Regions from separate parts of the Homo sapiens genome. Here region 1 is linked to region 2. A link is an interaction called in ENCODE POLR2A ChIA-PET data of the cell type or tissue named here. Cell type or tissue: PC-9. All regions are shown on one strand. Each heading gives the region's core, and the rest is flanking DNA. Links, peaks and the distances in the headings are about the cores only. Region 1 holds the start of ZNF48 (zinc finger protein 48). Region 2 holds the start of PRR14 (proline rich 14).

Evidence for each region. ChIA-PET counts read pairs that join two places held together with the same protein. Peaks named below come from ENCODE experiments on the same cell type or tissue, not always from the same donor. Only the 100,000 strongest peaks of a DNase experiment are listed, where the experiment ranks them.
Region 1: POLR2A ChIA-PET joins it to region 2 with 10 read pairs; 17 of 35 experiments call an interaction of 5 or more read pairs at or near these places.

Annotation. Positions count from the first base shown.
Region 1 is chr16:30,387,923-30,403,463 of GRCh38, forward strand. ZNF48 (zinc finger protein 48) reads left to right here and starts at 7,498. Exons shown (of 3, transcript NM_001214909.2): 1 at 7,498-7,656; 2 at 7,858-7,951; 3 at 9,408-12,186. The coding sequence starts at 7,873. The coding sequence ends at 11,185. RefSeq lists enhancers at 5,418-5,918, 7,920-8,516, 10,851-11,394 and silencers at 7,410-7,599, 7,690-7,949. In PC-9, for the core only: a CTCF peak has its summit at 7,917; DNase peaks (open chromatin) are centred at 7,389 and 7,899; H3K4me3 peaks cover 3,498 bases; H3K27ac peaks cover 1,860 bases.
Region 2 is chr16:30,636,173-30,651,713 of GRCh38, forward strand. PRR14 (proline rich 14) reads left to right here and starts at 14,788. Exons shown (of 12, transcript NM_024031.5): 1 at 14,788-14,955; 2 at 15,424-15,496. The coding sequence starts at 15,474. RefSeq lists enhancers at 13,510-14,027, 14,028-14,543, 14,247-14,656 and silencers at 14,677-14,876, 15,147-15,436. In PC-9, for the core only: no CTCF peak of the experiment used is centred there; no DNase peak of the experiment used is centred there.

The sequences.
Region 1 (15,541 bases), core at 3,751-11,750, 250 kb before region 2:
CTTTGGAAACATGCTTTTGTTGCTTCATGTGTTCTCTACATCTTTTTTTTTTTCTTTTTTGGAGAGGGAGTTTTTCTCTTGTTGCCCAGGCTAGAGTGCAATGGCGCGATCTCGGCTCACCACAACCTCCGCCTCCTGAGTTCAAGCGATTCTCCTACCTCAGCCTCCCAAGTAGCTGGGATTGATTACAGGCATGCACCACCACGCTTGGCTAATTTTTTTTGTATTTTTAGTAGAGATGGGGTTTCTCAGTGTTGGTCAGGCTGGTCTCGAATTCCCAATCTCAGGTGATCCACCCACCTCAGCCTCCCAAAGTGCTAGGATTACAGGTGTGAGCCACCACGCCAGGCCTGTTCTCTACATCTTTCTATGATACATGCACATGTACATTATCTGTTTTTGTTTTAGTTTTTGTGTTTGTTTTAGCTGGGACTACAGGTGTTCACCACCATACCCAGTTAAGCTTTTTGATTTTTAGTAAAGACAAGATCTTGCTATGTTGCCCTGGCTGGTCTTGAACTCCTGAACTCACACAATCCTCCCTTCTTGGTCTCCCAAAGTCCTGGGATTACAGCCACTGCACCCGGCCCAGGAAGTTATATATTTTAAGCATTTGTACATATTAATGCCAGGCCAGGTGCAGTGGCAATAGGGCGAGACCTTGTCTCAAAAAAAACAACCACAGTCCAGGCGCGGTGGCTCACGCCTGTAATCCCAGCACTTTGGGAGATCAACGTGGGTGGATCACCTAAGGTCAGGAGTTCAAGACCAGCCTGGCCAACATGGCGACACCCCATCTCTACTAAAAAAAAAATACAAAAATTAGCCGGGCGTGGTGCCGCACACCAGTAATCTCAGCTACTCAGGAGGCTGAGGCAGGAGAATTGCTTGAACTCAGGATGCAGAGGTTGCAGTGAGCCGAGACTGCGCCACTGCACTCCAGCCTGGGCGACGGAGTAAGACTCTATCTCAAAAGAAAATTAAAAATAAAAATAAATAAAAATAAAAACAAAAACAACAACAAAAAGAAAACAACCCTGCAAAAAAGGCTCTTGTGGCCGGGTGTGGTGGCTCACGCCTGTAATCCCAGCACTTTGGGAAGCTGAGGCAGGCGGATCATGAGATCAGGAGTTCGAGACTAGCCTGGCCAACAAAGTGAAACTCTGTCTCTACTAAAAATACAAAAATTGGCTGGGCACAGTGGCTCATGCCTGTAATTCCAGCACTTTGGGAGGCTGAGGCGGGCGGATCACGAGGTCAGGAGATCGAGATCATCCTGGCTGACACGGTGAAACCCCTCTCTACTAAGAATACAAAAAATTAGCTGGGCGTGGTAGTGGGCCCTGTAGTCCCAGCTACTCGGGAGGCTGAGGCAGGAGAATGGCGTGAACCCGGGAGGTGTAGCTTGCAGTGAGCCGAGATTGTGCTACTGCACTCCAGCCTAGGCAACAGAGCGAGACTCCATCTCAAAAAAAAAAAAAAAATAATAATAATACAAAAATTAGCTGGGCATGGTGGTGCGCGCCTGTAATCCCAGCTACTTGGGAGGCTGAGGCAGAAGAATTGCTTGAACCTGGGAGGCAGAGGTTGTGGTGAGCCGAGATCGTGCCACTGCACTCCAGCCTGGGCAACAGAGTGAGACTCTGTCTCAAAAAAAAAAAAAAAAAGGCTCTTGCTTGGTCATTGTGTTAAATGTAGAGTTTATATGAATTAACAGTGACACCATAGTCCATTTCCATGCTTATTAATTCCAACTAATTATGGCGAATCATTCATATGATATTTGGGGCTTGTTTGCTTTGACAAAGGAAGGCAGTACCTTGAGTTTCATATAGGGCAGTGTGTGGTGGACAGCTCTCTTCCCATTTAGTAATTATTTAGTCATTTGGATTAGTTTTTTTTTTTTTTTTTTTTTTTTTTTTTTTTTTTTTAGAAACAGGGTCTTGTTCTGTTGCCCAGGCTGGAATGTAGTAGTGCGATCATAGGTTATTGCAGTCTTGAACACCTGGGCTCACTTCTGCCTCCCAAGTAGCTGGGACTATAGCTTTGCAACACCATCCCTGGCTAATTCTTTTTTCTTTTTAGAGATGGGGTCACTATGTTGGCCAGGCTGGTCCCAAACTCCTGACCTCAAATGATTCTCCTGCCTTGGCCTCCCAAAGCACTAGGATTCCAGGTGTAAGCCACTATGCCCAGCCCGTATTAGTTCTTCTTCATCTTGCCATCATGTCTTCACAGTTACCTCTTCCCCACCCCTTGCATCCCTTGAGGGACTTCTATATCTTTAGACATTAATTCAAGTTCAGATCTAATAACTATAGGATTTGTCCTCTCAAAGTCAGAGTTAGGCAGCTCTGCAAATGAATATGGCAGGCATGCTGACCATTTATACCCTCTTCTATTTCCCAGCACAAATGCCCAGTACCTGATGGATACCCAGGAAATGTTTGTGGAACAAATGAATAAACTTACATTCTTTTTTATTTTTATTTATTTATTTTTTTTGAGTCGGAGTCTCGCTCTGTCGCCCAGGATGGAGTGCAGTGGTGCGATCTGGGCTCACTGCAACATCCCCTCCCGGGTTCACGTGATTCTCCTGCCTCAGCCTCCCGAGTAGCTGGGGCTACAGGCACCTGCCACCACGCCCAGCTAATTTTTTGTATTTTTAGTAGAGACGGGTTTTTTTTTTTTTTTTTTTTTTTTTTTTTTTTTTTTTTGAGATGGAGTTTTCTCTGTCGCCCAGGCTGGAGTGCAGTGGTGTGATCTCGGCTCACTGCAAGCTCCGCCTCCTGGGTTCATGCCATTATCCTGCCTCAGCCTCCTGAGTAGCTGGGACTACAGGCGCCCGCCATCACGCCTGGCTAATTTTTTTTTTATATTTTTAGTAGAGACGGGGTTTCACCGTGTTAGCCAGGATGCTCTCGATCTCCTGACCTCGTGATCTGCCCACCTCAGCCTCCCAAAGTGCTGGGATTACAGGCGTGAGCCACCGCGCCTGGCCAGAGACAGGGTTTCAATGTGTTAGCCAGGATGGTCTCGATCTCCTGACCTCGTGATCTGCCCACCTTGACCTCCCAAAGTGCTGGGATTAGAGGCGTGAGCCACTGCGCCCGGCCGAATAAACTTACATTCTATCTTCATCTTTCACTGCTTTCCTAATATGTAAACTCACGGCACATTAAAACGGAACTATTCTCTATTTTCCTCTCTGAAGATAGGTCGTAATCCATAGTCATCTTTGGATCTCAAGCTTCTAGCACACATTAGGTTTTCTTTTATTTTTATTTTTTGAGACGGAGTCTCACTCTGTCGCCCAGGCTGGAGTGCAGTGATCTCTGCTCACTGAAACCTCTGCCTCCCGGGTTCAAATGATTCTCCTGCCTCAGCCTCCTGAGTAGCTGGGATTACAGGTGAGCACCACCACCTCCAGCTAATTTTTTTATTTTTAGTAGAGACAGGTTTTCACCATGTTGGTCAGGCTGGTCTCCAACCCCTGACCTCATGATCCGCCCGCCTCAGCCTACCAAAGTGCTGGGATTACAGGCGTGAGCCACTGCTCCTGGCAGTCTTTTTCTTTTCTTTTTTTTTTTTTAAACAGAGTTTTGTTCTGTTGCCCAGAACGGAATGCAGTGGTGTGATCTCAGCTCACTGCAACCTCCGGCTCGCGAGTTCAAGCGATTCTCCTGCCTCCGCCTCCCGAGTAGCTGGGATTACAGGCGCGTACCACCACATCTGGCTAATTTTTGTATTTTTTAGTAGAGATGGGGTTTCACCATGTTGGCCAAACTGGTCTCGAACTCCTGACCTCAGGTGATTCACCTGCCTCAGCCTCCCAAAGTGTGGGGATTATAGGCGTGAGCCACTGATTCCAGCCTAAGGTTTTCTTTCTCTTTCCTTTTCTTTCTCCTTTTTTTTTGGCGGGGGGGTGGGGGTGGGATAGGGTCTTGCTCTGTCACCCAGGCTGGAGTGCAGTGGCATGATCTCAGCTCCCTGCAACTTTCACCTCCCGCGCCCAAGAGATCCTCTCACCTCAGCCTCCCAAGTAGCTGGGACTACAGGTGTGCACCACCACTCCCAGCTAACTTTTTTGTATCTTTTTATTTATTTTATTTTTTCCTGAGGCGGCGTATCGCTCTGTCGCCCAGGCTGGAGCGCAGTGGCGCGATCTCGGCTAACTGGAAGCTCCGCCTCCCAGGTTCACGCCATTCTCCTGCTTCAGCCTCCTGAGTATCTGGGACTACAGGCGCCTGCCACCACGCCCATCTAATTTTTTTGTATTTTTAGTAGAGACGGGGTTTCACTGTGTTAGCCAGGATGGTCTCAATCTTCTGACCTCGTGATCCACCCACATCGGCATCCCAAAGTGCTGGGATTACAGGAGTGAGCCACCGCCCCCGGCCCTGTATCTTTTTAGAGATGGGTTTTCACCATGTTGGCCAGGCTGGTCTCAAACTGCTGGACTCAAGAGACCTGCCCACCTCAGCCTCCCGAGGTGTTGGGATTACAGGCGTGAGCCACCATGCCTGGCCCATATTAGGTTTTCAATTAGTATGTGGCCCACTGTTTATTCAGCCCCCACTGCCTGGAGTTGTTCATTCAGCCCCCACTCCAGGCAGAGTCTGGACTTTGCCGAAATCAAACCAATTAGAGTAATAGCTGATACTTTTGCTAAGTGCTTTACACATATTCATCCTCAACCATCAAAGTTAGCTGTTATCATCCCTATTTTACAGTTTGGGAAACAGAAGCTTAAGTAACTTCCCTAAAGTCAAGTAGCAATTAAGTGACAAAGGCCAAGAACCACACTCTGCATAAATGGCTTTAAAGACAGTATCTGCACCCACTGAACACTACAGAAGGTATCTCTGTGCGCTACACTCCTATAAAATTTTGTCCATACAGTCAATATAGAACCTGTCACACCATCTGACAACTCCATATCCTATTGGGCCAAGAGCTCCCTGAAGAGTTTCTTTATTTCCAGGGCCTAGGACAGTGTTTAGGTATTAGCTAGTGATCAATAGGTATGTGTTGATTTCTGGTCCCTGTTTCTGTCAGTGCTAACATCCATGCATGCCAGGCACACAGAGATTCATTACTACAAACTAGAACCCTTCCTGTTCTCCCACACTATCGTGAATTGGTCCATATAACTCTTTTTTTTTTTTCTTGAGATGAAGTCTCGCTCTTGTCCCCCAGGCTGGAGTGCAATGGCGCGATCTCAGCTCACTGCAACCTCCGCCTCTGGGGTTCAAGTGATTCTCCTGCCTCAGCCTCCCAAGTAGCTGGGATTACAGGCGCCTGCCACCACGCCCTGCTAATTTTTTTATTTTTAGTAGAGATGGGGTTTCACCATGTTGGCCAGGCTGGTCTGGAACTCCTGACCTCAAGTGAGCTCCTGCCTCTGGCTCCCAAAGGGCTGGGATTACAGGTGTGAGGCACCACACCCGGCCTTTTAAATTTTATTTATTTATTTTTTTGAGACGCAGTCTGACTCTGTCACCCAGGCTGGAATGCAGTGGCGTGATCTCGGCTCTTTCCAACCTCCGCCTCTCAGGTTCAAGTGATACTCCTGCCTCAGCCTCCTGAGTAGCTGGGATTACAGGCCCGTGCCACCACGCCCTGCTAAGTTTTGTATTTTTAGTAGAGACAGGGTTTCACCATGTTGGCCAGATTGGTCTCAAACTCCTGACCTCATGTAATTCACCTGCCTCGGCCTCCCAAAGTGTTGGGATTACAGGTGTGAGCCACTGCACCTGGCCGGGTCCATATAACTACCTTAACAGTCTCTCTTTCTTTCTCTTTTTTTTTTAGATGGGGTCTCGCTCTATTACCCAGGCTGAAGGGCAGTGTCACAAATATGGTTTACTGCAGCCTCAACCTCCTGGGCTCAGGTGATCCTCCTGCCTCAGTCTCCAGTGTAGCCAGGACCACAGATATGTGCTACCATGCGCTGCTAAATTTTTGTTTTTTTTTTGTAGAGACAAGGTCCACTTTTTTGCCTAGGCTGGTTTCGAACTAGTGGCCTCAAGTGATCCTCCCACCTTGGCCTCCCAAAGTGCTGGGATTACAGGCATGAGCCACTGGGCCCAGCCCATTCTCTCTCTCTTTTTTTTTTTTTTTAAAGAGACAGGGTCTCGCTCTGTTGCCCAGCATGGAGTACAGTGGCACGATCCACGATCATGGCTCACTGCATCCTTGAATGCCCAGGTTCAGGGAATCCTCTCAGCTGGGATTACAGGGGCAGGCCACCAGGCCCAGCTAAATTCTCTAATTTCAGTGATTTGTGTACTTGCTCCTTTAGACTGGTAGCTCTCCAAGGACAAATCTTGCAGGTGTTTCAACTTTTTATCCCCAACTCTTGGCTTAGCACTAAGATGCTAATAAATGTGAATTAATGCATAAACCACAGTTACCCCCACCATCATTGGCAGAGGGGCTGAAGACACCTCCAGACACTCTCTCCACCCCAAAACCAAGCCCGCCCAGAGAGCGGATACTGGGATCTTGCTCCTAGGGCCTGGGAACCTGGAAACACAGCTCCAGCCAGGGGCCCACCAGGATGGGAAACAGGGCTTGTTCTTCAGCCTCTCCCTGAGCCTGGCCTCTATAGGGCTGCCGACCTGTCCGGAGTCTTTCTGGCCGCCTCTTTCTTTGTGTCTCTTTCTCTTTGTCTCTGCCCGTTTCGCTCACTATCGTCTTTTGTTCCTCTGCTTCTGGGCCTGTTACTCTCCAGGCTCCCAGCCTCTTACTGCTCCTCGGACTCTGCGTCAATGACTTTATCTCTTATCCGTTTCTACGTCTCTGTCTCTAGCGGCTAATCTTTGGCTCCCCTTATTTTTGGTCAGCCGCTGTCCCTCGGTCTCTCTCTGCCTTTGCGTCCTCTGTGACTCAGGGCTCTGATGTGAGTCTCTGGCTCAGGGTCTCTGTTCCGGGCCCCAGGTCTGATTCCATCTCTCCAGCAGCATTTACCCGGTGTCTGCCTCTAGCCTCTGCTCCTGCCTCGGTCTCCCCAGCCCAGCCCCCATTCCATACCCACCCCCACCCCGGGCCCTCGGCCTCTCGGACCAGCCCCGCTTTGTTTCCCACGTCTCGGCGCCCCGCCCCGCCCCGTCTGGGGTCTCCGCCGCCCTTTGTCTGCCTTGGTCTCTCCCCCACCCCTTTCCCCGGGTCCGTCTTTGGATCCCTCTTTCTTTGTCTCTCCCAGGTCGGAGTGGCTGGCGCTGTCGGCCGGCCGGGGAGGTCGGCGCGGGTGGCTGGAGACACACAGCCACAATTACGAAGAGCCTCGGGCCTCACCACCCAGCTGCAGCCCAGGAGGCACACGGTTAATACCACCGAGTTCGGGCCGCCGGCCTCGGCTTAGAGTAGCCCCTGGGCCGCACGCTGCCGCCCGCCGGCCACAGAGCTACCGCCGACGCGGGCGACCCCCACAGGCCCGCAGCTCCTCCAAGGTCCTAGAGCGGCTCCGTGCGGCCCCGCGCTTCCGCTTCCCGTCCCCGCCCCCGGTGGCCGCCCCCGGGACGCCTGGGTCCGAGCCCGCTCCCGGCTTGGCGCGGAGCCTGCATCCCGGAGCCGCTGGCGGCTCGGGCGCCTGCACCCCGCTGAGGAGCTCCGGAGGGCGCCGGGGTGGCGGAGCCGGAGGCGGCCGGCAAGGTGAGAGCGGCGGCTGCGCGCTGGGAGGAGCAGCAGGTGCAGGGGCGGCCGGCGGCGCGGGCAGGGGGCACCGGGAGCCGCGCCCGTACCTGGGACCCGACGCCGCCCGGTGCCCGCGCTGGCCGGCAGAGGGCAGCGGCAGGGCGCCGCGGGCCACACATGGCTGCGTGACCGCGGGATGCTGTCTGTCCCCTTGCTCAGGGCGGCGTGCCGGCGATGGAGCGCGCGGTAGAGCCTTGGGGCCCAGATCTCCACCGCCCGGAGGAGAGGGAGCCACAGAGAGGCGCCCGCACAGGTGAGGGCCTCGGCCGTGCGCCGCCACGGACAGGTAACGGCCGGTGGGGACTGCGATGCTTGGCTGTGGCCGGCCGAGATCCTGGAAGATCGGACGTGAGCTGTGCCTCTGGGGAGATAGGGGGAGGGGAGCTTTCGGAGCACCAACTGTGCGCCAGGCCGGGAGGGGCTCTTCACGGCCTCTGTCCCCTCCCTCACGGCCTTCCTCATCCTTACTGCCTCTGCCCTACTTCAGGCTTCATTCTGTTTTATCCTGGCAATTGCAGTAGCCTCCTCTCTGCCCCTTTCTCTCCACTGATGCATTCTCTCGCCAGCTTGATCTAAGTCCAGATATAATCCTGTGTCTCTTCTGGAAAACCTTCCCTAGCGTCCCCCAGTCTCCTAATTAAAAGCCTTAGCTAGTGTCCAATCCAAACCGTGCGTGCTCAGGTTAGTCCCAACATCCTTTGACACCTTATCTTCCATTCCACTCCATTATTTTCTCTTCGCTCTGCCGTAATGCCGGTTCCTATTTCCTTATCTCCTATCTCTCTTGTGACAACATAGTTATTCTAGTTATTCTGCACCCACAATTATAACCATTGATACTTTAATCTTATCTCTCCTACCACCCTAAGCTTCTTGAGGAAGGGATGTGTGCCTGGGTCCTCTCAGGTACACACAGGATAACTGATGTAATAAATTACCGAATGGGCTAATATAATAAGATACAATAATAATAGCAAATACCAAGTTTTCCAAATAGACAATATAATGTAGGGATTAACACGGGCTTGAGTGTCAGAGAGACCTTAGTTAGACATCACGCTTTGCTACTTTTTTTTTTTTTTTTTTTTTTTGGCGACAGGGTCTCACTGTGTCACCCAGGCTAGAGTGGCACAATCACAGCTCACTGCAGCCTCCACCTCCTGGGCTCAAGTGATCCTCCTACCTCAGCCTCCCAGTAGCTGGGACTACAGGTGTGCACCACCATGCCCAGCTAATTTTTGTATTTTTTTTTGTAGAGTTAGGGTCTCACCATGTTGCCCAGGCTGGTTTCTAACTCCTGGGCTTAAGTGATCCACCCACCTCGGCCTCCCAAAGTGCTAGGATTACAGGTGTGAGCCACCCTGCTGGCCTGGCTTTGCTACTTTCTAACCTTTATAACCTCCAGCAAAAGGACTTAAATTCTCTGAGTCTTTCCATGCCTGTAATATGGGGATAGTCATAGTGTTATAGTATTGTTTGCAAGCGTTTAATACTAATGCTGAGTTTGGTGAATGACATACATTAAGGGCACAGTAAAAAGAAGTTTTTATTGAGAGGCACAGATAGTAAGTGCACCAGAGGTTGAGAGGACAGAGAGATTGGGGTTCCTGTGACCACAGATTGTCAAGGGAGTCTTCCTGGAGAGGTTGCTGTCAAAGATAAGTACCGAGCCAAAGGGGAGGGTCTACAACTTCCTTTTCTTTCCTCAGGTCTAGGGAGTGAGAACGTGATTTCTCAGCCGAATGAGTTTGAACATACCCCACAGGAAGATGACTTGGGGTTCAAGGAAGAAGATTTGGCTCCAGATCATGAAGTAGGAAATGCCTCTCTCAAACCTGAAGGCATCCAGAACTGGGATGACTTATGGGTCCAGAGAGAGGGTCTAGGAAAGCCTCAGCCTCGGGACAGAGGCCCCCGGCTCCTGGGTGAACCACGCTGGGGCCAGGCTAGTAGTGATCGGGCCGCTGTGTGTGGTGAGTGTGGCAAAAGCTTCAGGCAGATGTCAGATCTGGTGAAACACCAGCGGACCCACACAGGGGAGAAACCCTACAAGTGTGGGGTCTGTGGCAAGGGCTTTGGGGATAGCTCTGCCCGGATCAAACACCAGCGGACTCATAGTGGGGAGAAGCCCTATAGAGCCCGGCCACCAGCCCAGGGTCCCCCAAAGATTCCTCGGTCCCGGATCCCTGCTGGTGAGCGCCCCACTATCTGTGGTGAATGTGGCAAGAGCTTCCGGCAGAGTTCTGACCTGGTGAAACACCAGCGGACACACACTGGTGAGAAGCCCTACAAGTGTGGCATATGTGGCAAGGGCTTTGGCGACAGTTCCGCCCGCATCAAGCACCAGCGGACACACCGGGGGGAGCAGCCCCCCCGACCAGTGGTGCCCCGACGGCAGCCATCTCGGGCAGCCACGGCAGCTACCCAGGGACCGAAGGCCCAGGACAAGCCATATATCTGCACTGATTGCGGCAAGAGGTTTGTGCTCAGCTGCAGCCTCCTGAGTCACCAGCGTAGTCACTTGGGGCCCAAGCCCTTTGGCTGTGATGTGTGTGGAAAGGAGTTTGCCCGGGGATCCGACCTGGTGAAGCACCTGCGGGTGCACACGGGTGAGAAGCCCTACCTCTGCCCAGAGTGCGGCAAAGGTTTCGCGGACAGCTCCGCCCGAGTCAAACACCTCCGCACCCACAGTGGCGAGAGGCCCCATGCCTGCCCGGAATGCGACCGTACCTTCAGCCTCAGCTCCACCCTTCTTCGCCACCGCCTCACTCACATGGAGCCCCAGGACTTCAGCTTCCCAGGCTATCCCCTACCCGCTCTGATCCCCAGCCCACCCCCACCTCCTCTGGGCACCAGCCCCCCGCTGACACCTCGAAGTCCCTCACACTCGGGTGAGCCTTTTGGCCTGCCTGGCTTGGAGCCAGAGCCTGGGGGCCCACAGGCTGGGGAGCCACCCCCACCACTGGCGGGCGACAAGCCCCACAAGTGCCCTGAGTGTGGCAAGGGCTTCCGCCGAAGCTCTGACCTGGTGAAACACCATCGTGTGCACACAGGGGAGAAACCCTACCTCTGTCCTGAATGCGGCAAGGGTTTTGCTGACAGCTCAGCCCGAGTCAAGCACCTCCGCACCCACCGTGGTGAACGGGCCCGGCCACCACCACCATCCACTCTGCTGCGGCCACATAACCCACCTGGCCCAGTACCCATGGCCCCTCGACCCCGAGTTCGGGCCCAGCCTTCTGGACCCAGCCAGCCCCACGTGTGTGGCTTCTGTGGGAAGGAGTTCCCCCGGAGCTCAGATCTGGTCAAACACAGGCGTACACACACGGGGGAGAAGCCATACAAGTGTGCAGAGTGTGGCAAGGGTTTTGGTGACAGTTCTGCCCGCATCAAGCACCAGCGTGGGCACCTGGTCCTGACGCCCTTTGGGATAGGGGATGGTAGGGCAAGGCCCCTCAAGCAGGAGGCAGCAACAGGACTGGAATGACGCGGTCCAGGGAGGGCGGAGGCCCAGGAGACCAAAGGGAGGGGCTCTGCCGCTTAGCAGAGAAGAAAGGGCCTGGGAGGTGGTGGGAGGGAGAAGGAAGGGAAGAAAGGGGAGGAAGAATAGATAGAAATAGGGATTGGAGACAGTAACCTTGAAGCTCAGGAAACTGTCCTGGCTGGGCTGAGTCAGGACCTTGCCAGGACGGGCTGTACCCCTGGCTTCTAGAAGACTGCCTAGCACACAGTAGGCATTCAATACTTGTTGAATAAATAAACTGGCTTTCACCTAAGGACTCAACCCTAAATTCCTGCTGCCTCATCTGTTAAGAACTGACACTTTCCCCTTGCTGGGCAGGTAGTACACACCTGTAATCCCAGCAGTTTGGGAGGCTGAGGTGGGAGAATCACTTGAGCCCAAAAGTTTGAGGCTGCAGTGAGCTGATTGCACCACTGATGCCTCCCAACCTTGCTCTGGGAGACCAATGCCTGAACCAGGGTTTGTTTACCTTCTGAGCTGCAGAGATGGGGCTTCTGGAATTTAAGGTAACAGGATGAGGCAGGGGTATCTTGATCATCCGGATGGGGCAAATACTGCTGTGTGGCATGGTGGTACCCACCCCTATGGAGGGGCACTCTTGGACAGAGCCCAGACCTTTGTGCCCTGGAGGGAGCCAACCCACCCTGACACGGAGACACTGGCAGAATAGACCAGAGACAGAAGGTGCTCTCATGGTATCCAGCCTGGATGCCAAGCCCAAGTCCTGGTGGATAGCAGAGGCCAGCTGTTTGGGAAAAGGGCAGGATGCTCTGAGGCCTGGCAGCCACATTTCCATGTGTCTTTTTACCAATAAACGGCTTCTCTTCTGAGGCTTGGACAGTGTGTGTGTACACACAGGCATGAAAAAGGTGGAGAGGGGTCTCTGCGCGCAAAACTCAGACTGTAAATTTTGTGTGCTTCCCTTGCTCTCTGAGCCCATTAAATAAAGAGGTTGTCTTGGCGTAGTCAGCGGCTTTCTAGCTCCGACGTCTGGTTCAAAAACGGCCGCCAGCTCCATCAGCCGATGCCCCAGGCCTGAGGTCTGGCTGCCCGCAGGCACCACCTACGCCACAGCATCCAGCGCGACCCTTAAAAGGAAAACCGCGCGGCGCTGCAGAGACAAGGCAGCAAGGAGGAGGAAGAGGGGGCGTGTGGGGGGCGTTGTTGCTATGGCGACGGCTGTCGGCGGGAGGCAGCCCACAGGTCTGGAACCGGCGTGGAAAGCCCGGACGCCGGCGCGCCGCCCACCGGGACCTGGGAAACCCGACACCCGAGACCCTTTTTATGCGTCGGGAAATGAGTCATTCGGCTGCACAGCCCAAAGGGAGGGCAAACGGTGCTCCTTCACCCCCAGAAAAGCCCGCCGGATTTCCCGGCGCCCCGCGGGGCCTGGGAAGCAGGTCTGCAATCCCTAGCGTTTTCACAACCACTGGCCTGATCGGCCAGGGATTAAAGAAAAAAGAAGTCCAGGGCGGTTCTCCCCGCTAAACAATGAAGGCAACGAAGTACAGGGTCGCAAGTTCCCGCCCCCGGCTCTCCCCGATCTCCGTGCGGAAAGAATCCCTGGACGGGTTCTCGCGAGATCGTAAGCACTGGCCTGGCTTCCCTAGAAACCGACCAGGGCTGGCTGCAGTGCGGCTCCTCCCGCTCCGCCCGCCCTTTCCAAATTGATGCGCTCTCAAAACCCTAGAACCCTGCGTTCAGGGCTGGGGCTCTTGATGGCCTGAGCGGAGCCCTTTGGGGCTTCTGGAAGTTCCTTCTTGCTGGTTTTCCTAGCTCCCTTCCCTACCAGTGTGCCCTCCAAGACGACCTGCAGTGAACTTTCTTTTCTTTTTTTTTGAGACGGAGTCTCGCTCTGTCGCCCAGGCTGGAGTGCAGTGGCGCGATCTTGGCTCACTGCAACCTCCGCCTCCCGGGTTCAAGCGATTCTCCTGCCTCAGCCTCCTGAGTAGCTGGGATTACAGGCGCGCTACCAAGCCCGGCTAATTTTTGTATTTTTAGTAGAGACGGAGTTTCACCATGTTTGTCAGGCTGGTCTCGAACTCCGGACTTCGTGATCCGCCCGCCTCAGCCTTCCAAAGTGCTGGGATTACAGGCGTGAGCCACCGCGCCTGGCCACTTTCTTTTCTTGATTTCTTTCTTTTTCTTTTTTCTTTTTTTCTCAAGACAGGGTCTCACTCACTCTGTCGCCCAGGCTGGAGTGCAGTGGCAGGATCTTCGGCTCACTGCAGCCTCCGCTCGGGTTCAAGCGATTCTCCTGCCTCAGCCTCCCTAGTAGCTGGGATTACAGGCGTCCGCCACCGCGCCTGGCTAATTTTTTTATTTTTAGTAGAGACGGGGTTTCACCATGTTGGCCAGGCTGGTCTCAAACTCCTGACCTTAGGTGATCTGCCCGCCTCGGCCTCCCAAAGTGCTAGGATTTATAGGCATGAGCCACCGTGCCTGGCCTGCTTTCTAAAATTACATCTGGCCATGTCACTCCCCCATTGAAACCCCAGTGGATCTCCACATGCTGTCCCCAAAGCCTAACTTTCATTGGCACTCAAGCCCTTCCATTTGTGTAGTTTCAGCCCTGGGCTCCTTAAATGTCGTTTCTTTTACTTGGAATGCTCCTCCACCACTACCCACCCCTTGTTAATCTCCTCTGTCAAAACACCTCAAGCACTACTTCCTCCAAGAAGCCTACTCTGACCCTCGTCTGGGTTAGTTACAATCCCCTTCTCTGAGCAACCCGTCTCTGAGCACCTAACACATGAAGAGCTTCTTGAGGATAGTTACTCACTCAACAGCTGCACCTATTGTGTGCTGCATACTGGGATAGAAAGATAAACAAGACAAAGTCCCTGACCTGTTTTTATGCGGGAGATAGACATTGAACAAATAATTACAAGTGAGGTGAGAAATGTCCAGCAAACCTATGAGCTGGAAAGAATCCTCTGTGATCCAAAGGCCTTTCCAGGCCAGGTGTGGCTCAGGCCTGTCATCCCAGCATTTTGAGAGGTTGAGGCAGGAGGCCAGGAGGCCAGGAGTTCGAGACCAGCCTGGGCAACATAGTGAGACCTCTCTACAAAAAATACAAAAATTAGGTGGAATGCACCTGTAGTCCCAGCAACTCAGGAGGCTGAGGTGGGAGGATCGCTTGGCCCCAGGAAGTTGAGGCTGCAGTGAGCCATGATCATGCCACTGCACTCCATCCTGGGCAAAAGAGCAAGATCTTGTCTCCAAAAAACAAAAACGACCCCCGCCACCACCAGAAAATACTGTAATCCCAGCTACTCGGGAGGCTTGAGGCAGGAGGATCGCTTGTGCCTGGGAAGTCAAGGTTGCGGTGAGCTGTGACTGCACACTGCACTCCAGCCTGGGGGACGGAGTGAGACCCTGTCTCAAAATATATATATATATTTCCACAAACTACTGCCTCCTTGCCAATCTGGCAAAGTCCCACTCATCTTTAGTTTTTGTTTGCTTGTTTTTTTTACAGATGAGCTCTCACTATATTGCCCAGGCTGGAATACAGTAGCTATTCACAGGCACATAGTGCACTATAGCCTTGAACCCCTGGGCTCCAGCAGTCCTCCTGCCTCAGCCTCCTAAGTAGCTGGGACCATAGGTGTGCGTCACCACACCTGACACCCACTCATCTTTCAAGGTCCTTCACAGTTACCTTCTCAGTGAGACCAGCACGAAATACCTAATACCCCCGAAAGAGTGGTTCACTTACCCCACTCTTCTCCTGCTAGAACACCCTGTTATCCTTTTCTTATATCACTCATACTGTATATTTAGAGATCTATTTTAAATCAGAAGCTTCTTTTTTTTTTTTTTTTGAGACAGAGTCTCACTTTGTCACCCAGGCTGGAGTGCAGCATGCAATATCGGCTCACTGCAGCCTCAACCTCCCAGGTTCAAGTGCTCCTCCTGCCTCAGCCGCACAAGTATCTGGGACTACAGGCACGTGCACTATTATGCTCAGCTAATTTTCTTTTTTTTGGTGATTTTTGTACAGACGGGGTTTCACCACGTTTCCCAGGCTTGTCTCCAACTCCTGAGCTCAAGCAATCCACCTGCCTCAACCTCCCAAGGTGCTAGGATTACAGGTGAGAGCCACCACGCCCAGCCCACAAGCTGCTGCTGCTGCTGCTTCTTCTTCTTCTTCTTCTTCTTCTTCTTCTTCTTCTTCTTCTTCTTCTCCTTTTCTTCTTCTTCCTCTTCCTATTCCTCTTCTTCTTCTTCTTCCTCCTTCTCCGTCTTCTTTTTTTTTTAAGACAGGGTCTTGCTCTGTTGCCCAGGCTGGAGTGCAGTGGCACGATCTCAGCTTAC
Region 2 (15,541 bases), core at 4,629-12,628:
ATGTTGGCCGGGCTAGTCTCGAATTCCTGACTTCAGGTGATCCACCCACCTCAGCCTCCCAAAGTGCTGGGAGTACAAGTGTGAGCCACCGAGCCCTGCTTATTTATTTATTTATTTATTTAGAGACAGAGTCTCTGTCATCCAGGCTAGAGTGCAGTGGCACTATTTCAGCTTACTACAGCCTCCGCCTCCCAGAGCTAAAGCAATTCTCCTGCCTCAGCCTCCTGAGTAGCTGGGATTACAGGCATGTGCCACCACACCCGGCTAATTTTTGTATTTTTAGCAGGTGGCGTTTCGCCATGTTGGCCAGGCTGGTGGTGGCACAATTGGAGGGCAGAAGGGACAGTAAAAGATGCCCTAGAAGCTCAGAAGAAGGAAAGACCTCAGAAGGCTTCGACGCATGGGTGGGGCTGCTGTTGCAGCTGGACCTTCAAGGATGATAGAATCTAAACAAATGCAGTAGTAATGAAAGAGGTAAAAGATGGGAAACCATGGAAAATATACAGAGGTAATAATTAGATGAAGCCCCCACGTGGTGACTTGTGCCTGAAATCACAAGTGTGCCCAGAAACGGGGCCTCACTGTGTTGTCCAGTCTGGTCTCGAACTCCTGTTTCAAGCAATCTTCATGCCTCAGCCTCCTAAAGTGCTGGGATTACAGGAGTGAGCCACTGCATCCGGCCACCCTTCATTTTAAAAGTACATTTCTGGCCAGGTGCGGTGGCTTATGCCTGTAATCCCAGCACGTTGGGAGTCCAAGGCGGGCCAATCACTTGAGGTCAGGACTTCAAGACCAGCTTGGCCAACATGATGAAACCCCATCTGTACTAAAAATACAAAAATTAGCTGGGTGTGGTTGTGTGAACCTGTAATTCCAGCTGCTCAGGCGGCTGAGGCACGAGAATAGCTTGAACCCAGGAGACAGAGGTTGCAGCAAGCTGAGATCGCACCACTGCACTCCAGCCTGGGTGATAGAGTGAGACTCAGTCTCAAAAAAAAAAAAAAAAAAACCACATTTCTGCCCAGGCGCATTGGCTCATGTCCATAATCCAGCGCTTTGGGAGGCTAAGGTGGGTAGATCACCTGAGGTCAGGAGTTGGAGACCAGCCTAGCCAAAATGGTGAAACCCCTTCTCTACTAAATACAAAAAATTAGCTGGGCGTGGTGGCAGGTGCCTGTAATCCCAGCTACTCAGGAGGCTGAGGCAGGAGAATCGCTTAAACTGGGAAGGCGGAAGTTGCAGTGAGCTGAGATCGTGCCATTGCACTCCAGCCTGGACAACAGCGAAACTCTAAAAAAAAAAAAAAAAAATTAGCCGGGCGTGGTGGCATCCGCCTGTAATCCCAGCTACTCAGGAGGCTGAGGCAGGAGAATCACTTGAACCCAGGAGGTAGAGCTTGCAGTGAGCCAAGATCGCACCATTGCACTCCAGCCTGGGCAACAAGAGTGAAACTCCATCGCAAAAAAACATAATAGTAAGGCCGGGCGCGGTGGCTCAAGCCTGTAATCCCAGCACTTTGGGAGGCCGAGGCGGGCAGATCACAAGGTCAGGAGATCAAGACCATCCTGACTAACACGGTGAAACCCCGTCTCTATTAAAAATACAAAAAATTAGCTGGGTGTGGTGGCGGGTGCCTGTAGTCCCAGCTGCTCAGGAGGCTGAGGCAGGAGAATGGCATGAACCTGGGAGGCGGAGCTTGCAGTGAGCCGAGATCGTGCCACTGCACTCTAGCCTGGGCGACAGAGCAAGACTCCATCTCAAAAAATAATAATAATAATAATAATAATAAATAAATAAAATATATTTCCCCAAGGTTCAAGCCTCCACCCTCTTTGCCTTGGTTTCAATATACTGTAGGCCAGTGATTCCCAACTGGGGGTGACTGCTCCTAGAGGGCATTTGGCAATGTCTGGAGACATTTTTGTTTGTCACAAATGGGCAGAAAGACAGGGAGGAGACGTAGGTGCTACTGACATCTAGTGGGTAGAGGCTAGGGATGCTGCTATTAATACTACATCCTACAATGCACAGGACAGCTCTTCACAGGAATTATCTGGTCCAAAATATTAATTGCTCTGAGGTTGAGTAACCCCCTTCTAGGCCAACACATCTAAATGGCTGCTAAATATTTTCACATGATTATTGGGTTATGAGTTTATTTTTCCTAGAAACTTTCACTGACTACTCAATTAGACTTCCCTCCTGTTACTAGCAATATTAGACCTAATGTCCCAAAACATGGGTGTTATCTGAGTCCTTCCTTTCCATGCTTTTCCCTGCCAGTCCTGAGAGTCCATTATGTACTGGTAGATTAGGATAAATCAGTTATTTTATTTAAAAATGTTCATTCTGAGGCCAGGCACAGTGGCTCACGCCTGTAATCCCAGCACTTTGAGAGGCCCAGGAAGGCAGATCATCTGAGGTCAGGAGTTCGAGACCAGCCTGGCCAACATGGTGAAACCCCATCTCTACTAAAAATACAAAAATTAGCCGGGCATGGTGGTGGGCACCTGTAATCCCAGCTACTGGGGAGGCTGAGGCAGGAGAATCACTTGAACCTGGGAGGCGGAGGTTGCAGTGAGTTGAGATGGCACTATTGCACTCCAGCCTGGATGACAAGAGCAAAACTCTGTCTCAACAACAACAACAACAACAACAACAACAACGGACCGGCGCAGTGGCTCACGCTGGTAATCCCAGCACTTTGGGAGGCTGAGGCGGGAGGATCACCTGAGGACAGGAGTTTGAGAGCAGCCTGGCCAACATGGCGAAACCCCGCCTCTACAAAATAAAATGAAATAAAATAATACAAAAATTAGCCAGATGTGGTGGCAGGCGCCTGTAATCCCAGCTACCTAGGAGGCTGAGGCAGGAGAATTGCTGGAACCCAGGAGGCAGAGGGTGCAGTGAGCCGAGATCACACCACTGCACTCTAGCCTGGGCGACAGAGCAAGACTCTGTTTCAACAACAACAAAAATAAATAAATAAAAAATTGTCCTAGCAGCCGGATGCGGTGGCTTATGCCTGTAATCCCAGCACTTTGGGAGGCCGAGGCGGGTGGATCACGAGGTCAGGAGTTGAAGACCAGCCTGACCAATATGGTGAAACCCCGTCTCTACTAAAAATACAAAAATTAGCTGGGTGTGGTGGCAGCCACCTGTAATCCCAGTACTTGGGAGGCTGAGGCAGAGAATTGTTTGAACCTGGGAGGCAGAGGTTGCAATGAGCCAAGATCATGCCACTGCACTCCAGCCTGGGCAACAGAGTGAGATTCCATCTCAAAAAAAAAGAAAAGCAAAAATTATCAGGGTGTGGTGGCAGGTGCCTGTAATCCCAGCTACTCGGGAGGCTGAGGCAGGAGAATTGGTTGAACCCAGGAAACAGAGGTTGCAGTGAGCCAAGATTGCACCACTGCACTCCAGCCTGGGCAACAGAGCAAGACTCCTTCTCAAAAAATAAAAAATTGTCCTAGCATGGTGGTGTGCGCCTGTAGTCCCGGTTACTTGGGAGGTGGAGGTGGGAGGATCCCTTGAGCCTGGGAGGCAGAGGTTGCAATGAGGTGAGATTGTGCCCCTGCACTCCAGCCTAGGCAAAAGAGTGACACCCTGTCTCAAAAAAAATAAATAAATAAAACAAGAAAACAGAGTCAGGTGCTCATGCCTATAATACCAGCACTTTGGGAGGCCGAAGTGGTAGGACTGCTGGGGTCCAAGAGATCAAGATAACCTGGGTAACAAAACAAGACCCTGTCTCTACAAAAAATTAAAACATAAAAACTTAGCTGAGCGTGGCAGTGCGTGCCTGTAGTCCCAACTACTCAGGAGGCTTAGGCGGGAGGATCGCTTGAGCCCAGTGGCTAGAGGCTGCAGTGAGCCATGCCTGCACCGTTGCACTCCAGCCTGAGCAACAGAGCAAGACCCTGTCTCTTAAAATAAAAATTAGGGCTGGACGTGGTGGTCATGCCTATAATCCCAGCACTTTGGGAGGTGAGGCAGGTGGATCACTTGAGGTCAGGAGTTCAAGACCAGCCTGGCCAACATGATGAAACCTGTCTCTACTAAAAATACAAAAATTAGCTGAGCATGCTGGTGTGCACCTGTAATCATGAAAAGTCAGGATTAAAACCATGCGTATATGTTCGTGTTTATATAAAAAATGAATTTAGATTCTCTACTCAGTTATTAACCTGTTCTCATGTACATGGATGGCCATGGGGCATTCTGCAAATGATGGTGGAGGAGGGACAGTTTTTCACTAAGTGAGACTGTCTGGCACTGTGTAGGACACAACTGATCCCCATGGGTTAACCCATTAATGCCAGAGGTCCTCCATCACTCACTGCGACCAAAACACCCCCTCCTAAAAATTCACAAAACAACCCCTAAGGGGTGGCACTGCCCCTGAGGAGAGCCACTGCTTTCAGGCCACGGAATTAGAGCACAAGGTTCAGCATCTGAGGCGGGATCTGCAGGGATTGGGAGGTGAAAGGATTATTCAGGACTCAGGGAAGCTCAGCTTAATTGGAAGAAAAAGGTAGTGGGGAAAAAATGGGGGGTACAAGCATATGACAACTTCAATATGACAACTTCACCAAATCTCCTAGCAAAGCCCTACCCAAGCATTACATACTGACATATACATTACTTAAATTTTTATTTTTTTGAGATGTAGTCTTGCTCTGTTGCCTAGGCTGGAGTGCAGTGGTGCAATCTCAGCTCACTGCAACCTCCGCTTCTAGGTTCAAGAGATTCTCCTCCCTCAGCCTCCTGAGTAGCTGGGACTACAGGCATGCACCACTATGCCCAGCTAATTTTTGTATTTTTAGTAGAGATGGTGTTTCACCATATTGGCCAGGCTGGTCTTGAACTCCTGACCTCGTGATCCACCTGCCTCGGCCTCCCAAAGTGCTGGGATTACAGGCATGAACCACTGCGCCCAGCCAAAATATATATATATAGAGAGAGAGAGAGAGAGAGAGAGAGAGACAGGTTCTGGCTCTGTTGCCCAGGCTGGATTGCAGTCGTGGCATCTCAGCTCACTGCAACCTCTGCCTCCTGGGCTTAAGCCATCCTCCCACCTCAGCCTCCGGAGTTGCTGGGACTACAGGCTCACACCACCATTCCTGGCTAATTTTTTTTTTTTTTTAGAGACAGGGTTATGCCATATTGCCCAGGCTGGTCTCAAACTCCTGAACTCAAGCAGTCTGCCTGCCTCAGCCTCCCAAAATGCTGGGATTACAGGCGTGAGCCACTGCTCCCAGCGTATTTAAAAAATTTTTTAAAGAATAATGTAATACAGAAAAGTGCACAAACCCTAAGTGTAGGCTCAATGCATTGTCACAAAGTAAACACACCCATATCAAGAAACCAGTACCCATATCAAGAAACCAAAACATTGGCTGGGTGTGGTGGCTCATGACTACAGTCCCAGCCCTTTGGGAGCTGAGGCTGGGGAGGAATGGGTGAGGCCAGGAGTTCAAGAGGAGCCTGGACAACAGAGTGAGACCCCCTCTCTACAAAAACAAAACAAAACAAAAAATATATACATATATATTTAGCTGGGCATGGGGGTTCACACCTGTAGTCCCAGCTACTTAGGAGGCTGAGGTGGGAGGATTGCTTGAGCTCAGGAGTTCAAGGTTGCAGTGAGCCATGATCGCAACACTGCACTCAAGCCTGGGCAACTGAGCAAGACCCTCCCTCCTTTTTTTTTTCTTTACTCTACTTCTCTCCAGCAGAGACCCTGTCTCTACAAAGCAAAACAAAACATCTGTAGCATCCTAAAGGCTCATGTCCCTCCTAGTTACTACCCTACCACAAGAGTAACCACTAGTTCAATTTATTTTTCTTTATTTTCTGTTAGAGATGGGAGTCTTGAACTCCTGGCTTCAAACAATCCTCCCATCACAGCCTCCCAAGTAGCTGGGGTTACAGTTGTGAGCCACCATGCCCACCGTGTAGTTGTAACATTTATTTTTTATTTTATTTTTATTTATTTATTTTTTTATTTTTTGAGATGGCGTTCCGGTCTTATTGCTCAGGCTGGAGTGCAATGGTGCGATCTCGGCTCACTGCAGCTTCCGCCTTCCGGGTTCAAGTGATTCTCCTGCCTCAGCCTCCCGAGTAGCTGGGATTACAAGCATGTGCCACAACATCCAGCTAATTTTGTACTTTTAGTAGAGACGGGGTTTCTCCATGTTGGTCAGGCTGGTCTCAAACTCCCAACCTCAGGTGATCCACCCATCTCGGCCTCCCAAAGTGCTGGGATTACAGGCGTGAGCCACCGCGCCCAGCCTGTAATATTTATTTATTTATTTATTTATTTATTTATTTATTTATTTATTTATTTTTGAGACAGAGTCTAGGCTGGACTGCAGCAGCACGATCTTGGCCCACTGCAACCTCTGCCTCCCCAGTTCAAGCAATTCTCACACCTTAGCCTCCTGAGTAGCTGGGATTACAGGTGCACACCACCATGCCCAGCTAATTTTTTGTATTTTTAGTAGAGACGCAGTTTTGCCATGTTGGCCAGGCTGGTCTCAAACTCCCAACTTCAGGTGATCTGCTTGCCTTGGCCTTCCAAAGTGCTGGGATTACAGGCATGAGCCAATGTGTCCAGCCTATATTGACTTTTAAAAGTAGTATTATAGATGTTTTATTTATCTATTCATTAATTTCATCAGAGTAAAAGGAGTGTTCAAAACTTTTTTTTTTTTTTTTGGCCGGGCACAGTGGCTCATGCCTGTAATCCCAGCAGTTTGGGAGGCCGAGGTGGGCAGATCACGAGGTCAGGAGATTGAGACCAGCCTGGCCAACATGGTGAAACCCCGTCTCTACTAAAATACAAAAAATTAGCTGGGCATGGTGGCACGTGCCTATAGTCCCAGCTACTCCGGAGGCTGAGGCAGGGGAATTGCTTGAATCCAGGAGGCGGAGGTTGCAGTGACCCGAGATTGTGCCACTGCACTCCAGCCTGGTGACAGAGCGAGACTCTGTCTCAAAAAAGAAAAAACAAAACAAACAAACAAAAAAAACTTTTTTTTTTTTTAAGACGTGTGGCCAGGCCCAGTGGCTCACACCTGTAATCCCAGAGCTTTGGGAGGCTGAGGCAGGAGGATCACTTGAGCCCAGGAGTTCAAGACTAGCCTGGGCAACATAGCGAGACCACCCTTATCTCTATAAAAATTTTTCTTTTTTTTCTTTTTTTTTTTAAGGCAGAGTCTTGCTCTTTCGGGCAGGCTGGAGTGCAGTGGCATGATCTCAGCTCACTGCAACCTCCACCTCCCGGGTTCAAGCATTCTCCTGCCTCAGCCTCCCAAGTAGCTAGGATTACAGGCTCGAGCCACCACACTGGGCTAATTTTTTGTATTTTTGTTAGAGACGGGGTTTTGCCATGTTGGCCAGGCTGGTCTTGAACTCCTGACCTCAAATGATCTGCCCACCTCAGCCTCCCAAAGTGTTGGCATTACAGGCATAAGCCACCGCACCCAGCCCAAAAATTGTTTCTTAATTACCCGGGTGTGGTGGCATGTGCCTGTAGTGTTAGCTACTTGGGAGGCTGAGGTGGCAGGATCACTTGAGCCTGGGAGGTCAAGGCTACAGTGAGCTATGATCACGCCAATGCACCCAGCCTGGGTGACCAAGCCAGACTCTGTCTCAAGAAAAAAAAGGCATGTGTTAGCTCTGATGGGCTGACAACCAAATTATCTACATTCTCCTCAATTTCTGCCCCTGGATCTCTGCACTTGCAGTGATGACTGATGCACAGTCTTCCTTCCCAACTCCCTTTCCTTAAAGTCACATTGTTCATCACCTTCTCTGGGAAGCATTCTCCTGTAGCTCTGCAATGTGCCCTTTTGGGAACCTGTACATAAGTTGAGTTGAGCATTTATCTCATCGTGTTGGTCTATTTCATTGTCTCTGAAGACAAGGACGCTCACTGTCTTGTCCACCATAGTGTTTTTGTGTCTGGCTCATTGCTGGAGTTCAACAAATGTACTGAACAAATAAATAGACACCTCAGCCCATATTTAGAGCCCTCCTGCCCCCACAAAAACCTTGACTGTCCCATGTTTAGGCCTTCCTCTTTCTCTAGAGCAAAGGTCACAGTGGTGTGAATCTGTTTTCTGTCTCTTAGACCTCAATGCCTCAGCATTGCCACTCTAGCCATGAGTATTGATCTCCAGACACCTCTATCTGGAAATTTTTTTTTTTTTTTTTAGAGACAGGGTCTCACTCTGTTGCCCAGGCTGGAGTTCAGTGGCTCCATAAACAGCTCATTGCAGCCTTGACCTACCGGGCTCAAGTGATCCTCCTGCCTCAGCCTCTGGAGTAGCTGGGACTCCAGTTGCAGGCCACCATCCCCGGCTGGACTCGCTTTCTGAATGTTGCCTAGATCTGGCCTCCACATGAAAGTATAGGATGCCAGGAATCACCTTTAGACAAGCTGGCAGCTGCCCAGCCCAGCTTCCTCCACTTCATCTGAGCCATCTGTCCTCAGAGGCACCATCAGTGCTCATTTTCTTTTTTTTTTTTTTTTCAGGTGTGACAGCAGCATTCAAAACGACTTTAAGGATTATGTCTGCAATGCAGACTTTACACCTCTCCTGCAAATGGCCCATCCTCTAAAATATCTGCACAGTAATTGCAAGTGGGGACTTTCAAAATTCAGATATTCCATTTTATTTAATGCTGAAACACTAGTACCTACATTTGTTGGTGATGATTAAGTCTGGGTCAAATCAAGACAGAGAAACCACATGGTAATTTGAACAAGGAAAGGTTTAATATTTTAAAAAAATCAACAATAGCCAAGTGCAGTGGCTCATGCCTGTAATCCAAGCACTCTGGGAGGCCGAGGCGGGCAGATCACGAGTTCAGGAGATCGAGACCATCCTGGCTAACACGGTGAAAACACATCTCTACTAAAAATACAAAAAATTAGCTGGGCATGGTGGTGGCAGGCACCTGTAGTCCCAGCTACTCGGGAGCCTGAGGCAGGAGAATCTCTTGAACCCAGGCGGCAGAGGTTGCAGTGAGCTGAGATCATGCTACTGCACTCCAGCCTGGGTGACAGAGTGAGACTCCATCTCAAAAAAAATAATAATAATATAACAATAACAGAGGATTAGAGAAATGATTAGATTGTGTATTATTTTTCTAAAACTGACATAACAAATTACCACAGATTCATTCAAGAGGGCTCAGCTTCACCCCACCTCCCAGACTGGAATGCAAGTCATAGCTCACTGCAGCCTCAAACTTCTGAGCTCAAGTGATTCTCCCACCTCTGCCTCCCAAAGTGCTGGGACTACAGGCATGCACCACCATGCCCCGCTAATTTATTTTACTTTTTTTGGAGAGATGGGGTCTCGCTTTGTTGCCCAGGCTGGTCTCAAACTCTTTGCTTCAAGCAATCCTCCCACCTCAGCCTCCCAAAGTGCTGGGATGACAGGTGTGAGCCACCCCGCCTCGCAAGAATCCTTCCTTGCCTTTTCCAAGCTTTTGGTGGCTGCCGACAATCTTTGGCATTCCTTGGCTTGCAGATGCCACACTCCAATTCCTGCCTCCATTGCTACATGGCATTCTCCCTCTGTACGTCTGTGCCTGTCTTCACATAACATTCTCCTTTCTATGTGTCTGTGTCCAAATTTCCCTCTTCTTGCAAGGACACCAGTCATTATATTACCGCCCATCCTAATCCAGTATGATCTTGATTACATCTGCAGACTCTATTTCCTAATAAGGTCATGGCTGGGCGTGGTGGATCATTCCTGTAATCCCAGCACTTTGGGAGGCCAAGGCGGGAGCATTGCTTGAGCTCAGGAGTTCAAGACCAGCCTCGGCCACATAGTGAGACCTTGTCTATACTAAAAAAAAAAATTAAAAATTACTTTGGGAGGCCAAGGCAGGTGGATCACGAGGTCAAGAGATTGAGACCATCCTGGCCAACATGATGAAACCCTGTCTGTACTAAAAATACAAAAATTAGCTGGGCACGGTGGCACATACCTGTAGTCCCAGCTACTTGGGAGGCTGAGGCAGGAGAATCACTTGAACCCTGCAGGTGGAGGTTGCAGTGAGGCGAGATCGCGCCATTGCACTCCAGCCTGGTGACAGAGCGAGATTCCATCTCAAAAAAATAAATAAATAAAAATAAAAATTAGCAGGGTGTGGAGGTATGTGACTGTGGTCCCAGCTACTCGGGAGGCTGAGGCAGGAGGACTGCTTGAACCCAGGGGGTCAGGGCTGCAGTGAGCCAAGATCCAGCCACTGCACTGCAGCCTGGGTAACAGAGCAAGATCCTGTGTCAAACAACAACAGCAACAACAACAACAACAACAACAACAACAAAATAAGGTCAGATTCAGAGGAAGTGAAAGGTTCAAGATTTGAAAATATCTTTGGTGGGGTGGGGGGGAGGTGGGGAGACAAAATTCTGCCCACTACAGATAATAAGAAGTAAACAGAATTCTAAAAAAAAAAATGCAAGAAGAGCAGATATTAGGTTGGTGCAAAAGTAATTGCGGTTTTGCCATTACTTTTAATGACAAAAACCACAGTTATTTTTGCACCAACCTAATACAAGGAGCAGCCACAGCTCCTCTCAGGCGGAGACAGAGCATACAAGAAAAAGGCTCCTTCTGGCCAGGCGCGGTGGCTCATGCCTGTAACCCCAGCACTTTGGGAGGCCATAGCGGGTGGATCATTTGAGGTCAGGAGTTTGAGACCAGCCTGGTCAACATGGTGAAACCCCATCTCTACTAAAAATACAAAAATTAGACAGGCATGGTGGCATGTGCCCGTAATCCCAGCTACTTGGGAGGCTAAGGCAGAATCGCTTGAGCCTGGGAGGCGGAGGTTGTGGTGAGCCACCACACTCCAGTCTGGGTGACAGAGTGAGACCCTGTCGAAAGAAAGAAAGAGAGAGAGAGAGAAGGAAGGAAGGAAGGAAGGAAGGAAGGAAGGAAGGAAGGAAGGAAGGAAGGAAAAAGAAAGAAGGAAGGAAGGAAGGAAAGGAAGGAAGGAAGGAAGGAAAGAAAGAAAGAGAAAGAAAGAAAGAAAGAAAGAAAGAAAGAAAGAAAGAAAGAAAGAAAGAAAGAAAGAAAGAAAGAAAGAAAAGAAAGAAAGAAAGAAAGACAGACCTCCTTCCTTCCTGAGATCCACAAGTTTTTGGAGAGGGCACAGAAGTACAGAAGTCGCTGAAGTACAGTAGTTGCTGGAGTGTCAGTCTGGTGGAACTTGCTGGAAATCCACCCTCTTGGGTGCCAGGGAAAGCTGTTCATGGGCAGGTGTCTCCACAGAGGAACTCCACTGCAAAACCATCCAGAGGGCACCTGGGGGAGCTGCTGACCCTGGGGTTCTGCTGGCCACCCTGCCCTGCAGAAGCAGGGAGCTGGGAACCCACTTGTGCTGCAGGAGCCTCCCAGGAGGGTTTGCTGAACTGGGAAGCAAAACTCTTTCTTCCTGCAATGTCTCTCCAGCCATCTATTGACAAAACTTAGCATGATGCTGGCTGGTAAAAAAAATTTAAATATATATATATATTTAAAGGGTCCAGGCCAGGCGCGGTGGCTCACGCCTGTAATCCCAACACTTGGGGAGGCCGAGGTGGGCGGATCACGAGGTCAGGAGATCGAGACCATCCTGGCTAACACAGTGAAACCCCATCTCTACTAAAAATACAAAAAATTAGCCGGGCGTGGTGGCGGACACCTATAGTCCCAGCTACTTGGGAGGCTGAGGTGGGAGGATCACTTGAGCCCAGGAGGTCAAGGCTACAGTGAGCCATGATCACACCACTGCACTCCAGCCTGGGTGACAGACCAAGACCTTGTCTAAGAAAAGAAAAAAGAAAGATGGGCCGCCCAGAGTCTAAACGGACCCTGAGTTTCTGAATAATGACACACTGAAGTGCACCCACGGCCACACCAGCAGCCCCACTGGAGGCTGTGTGGGGCCCTCTTGCTAATGCATCAGCATACACTGTGGTACACCCCACAGTGTGTCCACCACCTGTGTAGGCAGTGGGCAAAGTAAAGTTGTTGAAATGGGAAGTCACAAAAAGAGCAGAGGTGAGACCGCAAGATCATGAGGGCTCACATTTGCTGGCCTGGGCTAAGGGCCAAGACTGCCACAGTCTACCTTAGACTTCCATTTGATGAACTCTAGCACCCCAAGTTAGGGTCACACTGGTGGGCTCTTCCTACCAAATACTCAGGTCCAGGACTTTTCTTTGGACTACATCTTTTACCCTTGGTGTCATTGACTTCAAGAGACCTAGAGAATCAAAACTCAGATTAGGGCCAGGTGTGGTGGCTCATGCCTATAATCCCAGCAATTTGGGAGGCCGAGGCGGGCAGATCACTTGAGGCCAGGAGTTCGAGACCAGCTTGGCCAACATGGCGAAACCCCGTCTCTACTAAAAATACAAAAAACTAGCCGGCCGTGGTGGTGAGCACCTGTCGTCCCAGATACTTGGGAGGCTGAGGCACGAGAATCGCTTGAACCCAGGAGGCGGAGGTTGTAGTGAGCTGAGATGGCGCCACTGCACTCCAGCCTGGGCGACAGAGCGTCTCAAAAACAAAAAACAAACAAACAAAAAATACCTAAAAACTCAGGTTAGGCCTGCTCTGCTTTTGAAAGTTTTTCCTGCCCTGGGGCCTGAAAAGCACCTGTGGGGTTTAGGTCTTAATTTGGCAAGGTTGAAAGAATCTCCAAGCACTCACAGCTGGATGAAACATCACTGTACCTCCTCAGGCACCCATACTGCCAGCCCTGATCCAGAGGGAGAGAAACACCTCTACGTGGAAGAACCACGGCGGCCTGCTCCCACCAGAAGTCTGAATGGGTTTCCAGAGGACCCAGCGGACCTCCTGTTACAGAGATGCTGTAGTCCTGCAAGAACGTCTCCCTGCATGAGTCCTTAGGGACGGAGCTGGGGAGCCTCCATTTCCCACATAAGCCCTTCTCGATTATGCTTTCCATATCATCCCTTGTTTGTTTGTCTGTTTTGAGACAGGGTCTCTGTCGCCCAGGCTAGAGTGCAGTGGCGCGATCATAGCCCACTGCAGCTGCGACCTCCCAGGCTCAAGAGAGCCTCCCACCTCAGCCTCCTGAGTAGCTGGGACTACAGGCGTGCGCCACCATGCTCGGCTCATTTTTTTGTATTTTTTTTTTTAGAGATGGGGTCTTGCCATGTTGGCCGGGCTGGTCTTGAACTCCTGGCCTCAAGTGATCCGCTATCTTCTGCCTCCCAAAGTGCTGGGATAACAGGTGTGAGCCACCACACCCGGCCCTGTTTTATCACTTTCATCACTCAATCCCCTGAGAATTATGACACCTAAACCAGGAAGCACCTCTGCACCTTATCTCGGACCCAGGATTCTAGGCTTCAGGGTCTCTCGTTCTGTTAAGAAAACAAAATAAGGACTCGTGCTGGGCGCTCACGCCTGTAATCCCAGCACTTTGGGACGCTGAGGCGGGAGGACTACTTGAGCCCAGGTGTTCAAGATCAGCCTGGGCAACATAGCGAGATCCTGCCTCAAATTAAAAAAAAAAAATTAAAAAAGAAAAGAAGTACTGGTTTGGACCAGGGAATCTGGGGAAGGAGAACTAGTGCAGACATGGGCTTTGGTTAAGCGGTCAGGGCACCTTCATAGCGCTGCAAGAAGCCACTACATGCCCACTTCCTCCCCACCAACAGCCCAGCTTCCAGTAAAGGGTCCATGACGCAGCTCCTCCAAGCAGCAGCGTCCCACCCTGATCCCTTACTCCTCAGGACTATTTACACCTCCCCCATCCTGCGGGCCCCACTTGAGACAGTGGTTCCTGAGAGCCGGGCCCCACTAGCAAGCCAAGGTATATTCTTGGCCTCCTGCAAAGATGCCCCTGTCCTATAGACCTCTGCGCGGACCGTGGGCACCCCCACTTCTCCAGGAAGAAGTAGGTGGGCAACACTCAGGGGAAGTCAAGCTTAGCGCCCCCAGTCTCCTCCCCACTTCGGCTCGGTCCCATCTCTCCAGGACAAGGCGCCAGCAACGGAGCCACAGGCCGCACCAGCCCGTCTTTGATCCCGGGTGTTCGGACTCAGGGCCTCCACCACCCCCTCCTAAACTCGGACCCTGGGCCGTGGGAACCCAGTTTAGGAACCCAGGAAGATGCCGGAACCTTCCTCAAACGAGGCCACTCTAGGAAATTGGGAATTTCACATATCGTTAGCACTCAGTCGACGTTTATTGGCCTAAGAACGAAAGAACCGGAAGATGCCCTTAAAAAGCGTGGCGGCACTCTAGCTTCAATCGGTTGCCTCAACATATCAAGAAACCTGGCATTGTATATGGCCCTCAAAAGATGACGCCACCCGGTCCACCACGGTTCAACGAGGACTAAGACATCTGCCCTCAACCATCATGGCGGCGCCACTCAGTTTGGCTTCCTGCCCCTAGGGATGATGGCCGCCAGGTGGCTTCACTTAGTTTCTCACCACCCCGGAAGACGGGGACCGGCGATTGGGCGGTGTCCAGAGGCTCCGAGAAGAAGGCCATCGGCGGTTGGGCAGCGTTGGGTAAGCTTGGTTTTTAAAGGAGCCGGAGGTGGGAGCTGCGGAAGACCCGGGATCCACGGGAGGCGGCGGTGAGCAGCCCTTGGGGGAGGGCAAGGAGTGGCTGGAGAGAGGGCGGGAGTGGGGGCGGGGAAGGAAACTTCTGAACCATCTGGTCCCGGGCCGGGGGAGACCGCTGGGCGGGGACGCGAGGAGGGAAGGGGCGTCTGTGGGCGGGACCTCCCGGGATTGGAGTGAAGAGGGTATCTGCTTGACAGTGGATCCCTGGGGATCTACGCTGAGTTCGGAGATGCTCCAGCTCGGGCCGCCCCTGTCTGAGCGGAGCTTTGCGGCGCTGAAGCTTACAGGGGAAGGAAAAGCCTCGCCCGGCGTCTGATTGGCGGAACCGCGCTGTAGGATTCTTTCCTCAGGGATCCAGTCTAGGGGATCTGGTGGGATGGAGGGTCGTCGATGTATGGAGTATTGCTTTGGAGTCCTCGGCCACTCGCTGGGAGAGGAGGAGGATCGCAGAGGGATCCAGCGGAAATAGCCTCCCAGGACCGGGATCCCCGTGGATCCCGGGGGATCTCGGGGCATAATCTGCAGGGACAAAGGCCTCGGGAGGCTCGGGCCGCGGGAGAACTGGGGCCGCTGCATTCTGGGTTCTGGCGGCAGGTGCCAGGCAGGGCGCGAGTGATCCGCTGATCGAGGCGGTGGCAGCGGGAGGACACCCGCTCCGGGCGACCGGCCGGGGGCGCCCTTTCGCGCCCCAGGGCTGCGGCCGCTGGGCTACGGGGAGCCGCGGGCGGACCATGAAGGGCGGAGCCCCAGGGAAGGGGCCGGCCCTCACCCCCCGCTCCCCCGCTCCCCCCTTACCCCAGGCCGCAGCCTGGGATTCCCCAGGGACCCCCCCGGAGCCGCCGCGTCTCCCATGGACTTGCCCGGGGACTCCAGGTGAGAGCGTACCCGGGCGGCCCGCCTGTCTTGACCCCGGGAGAT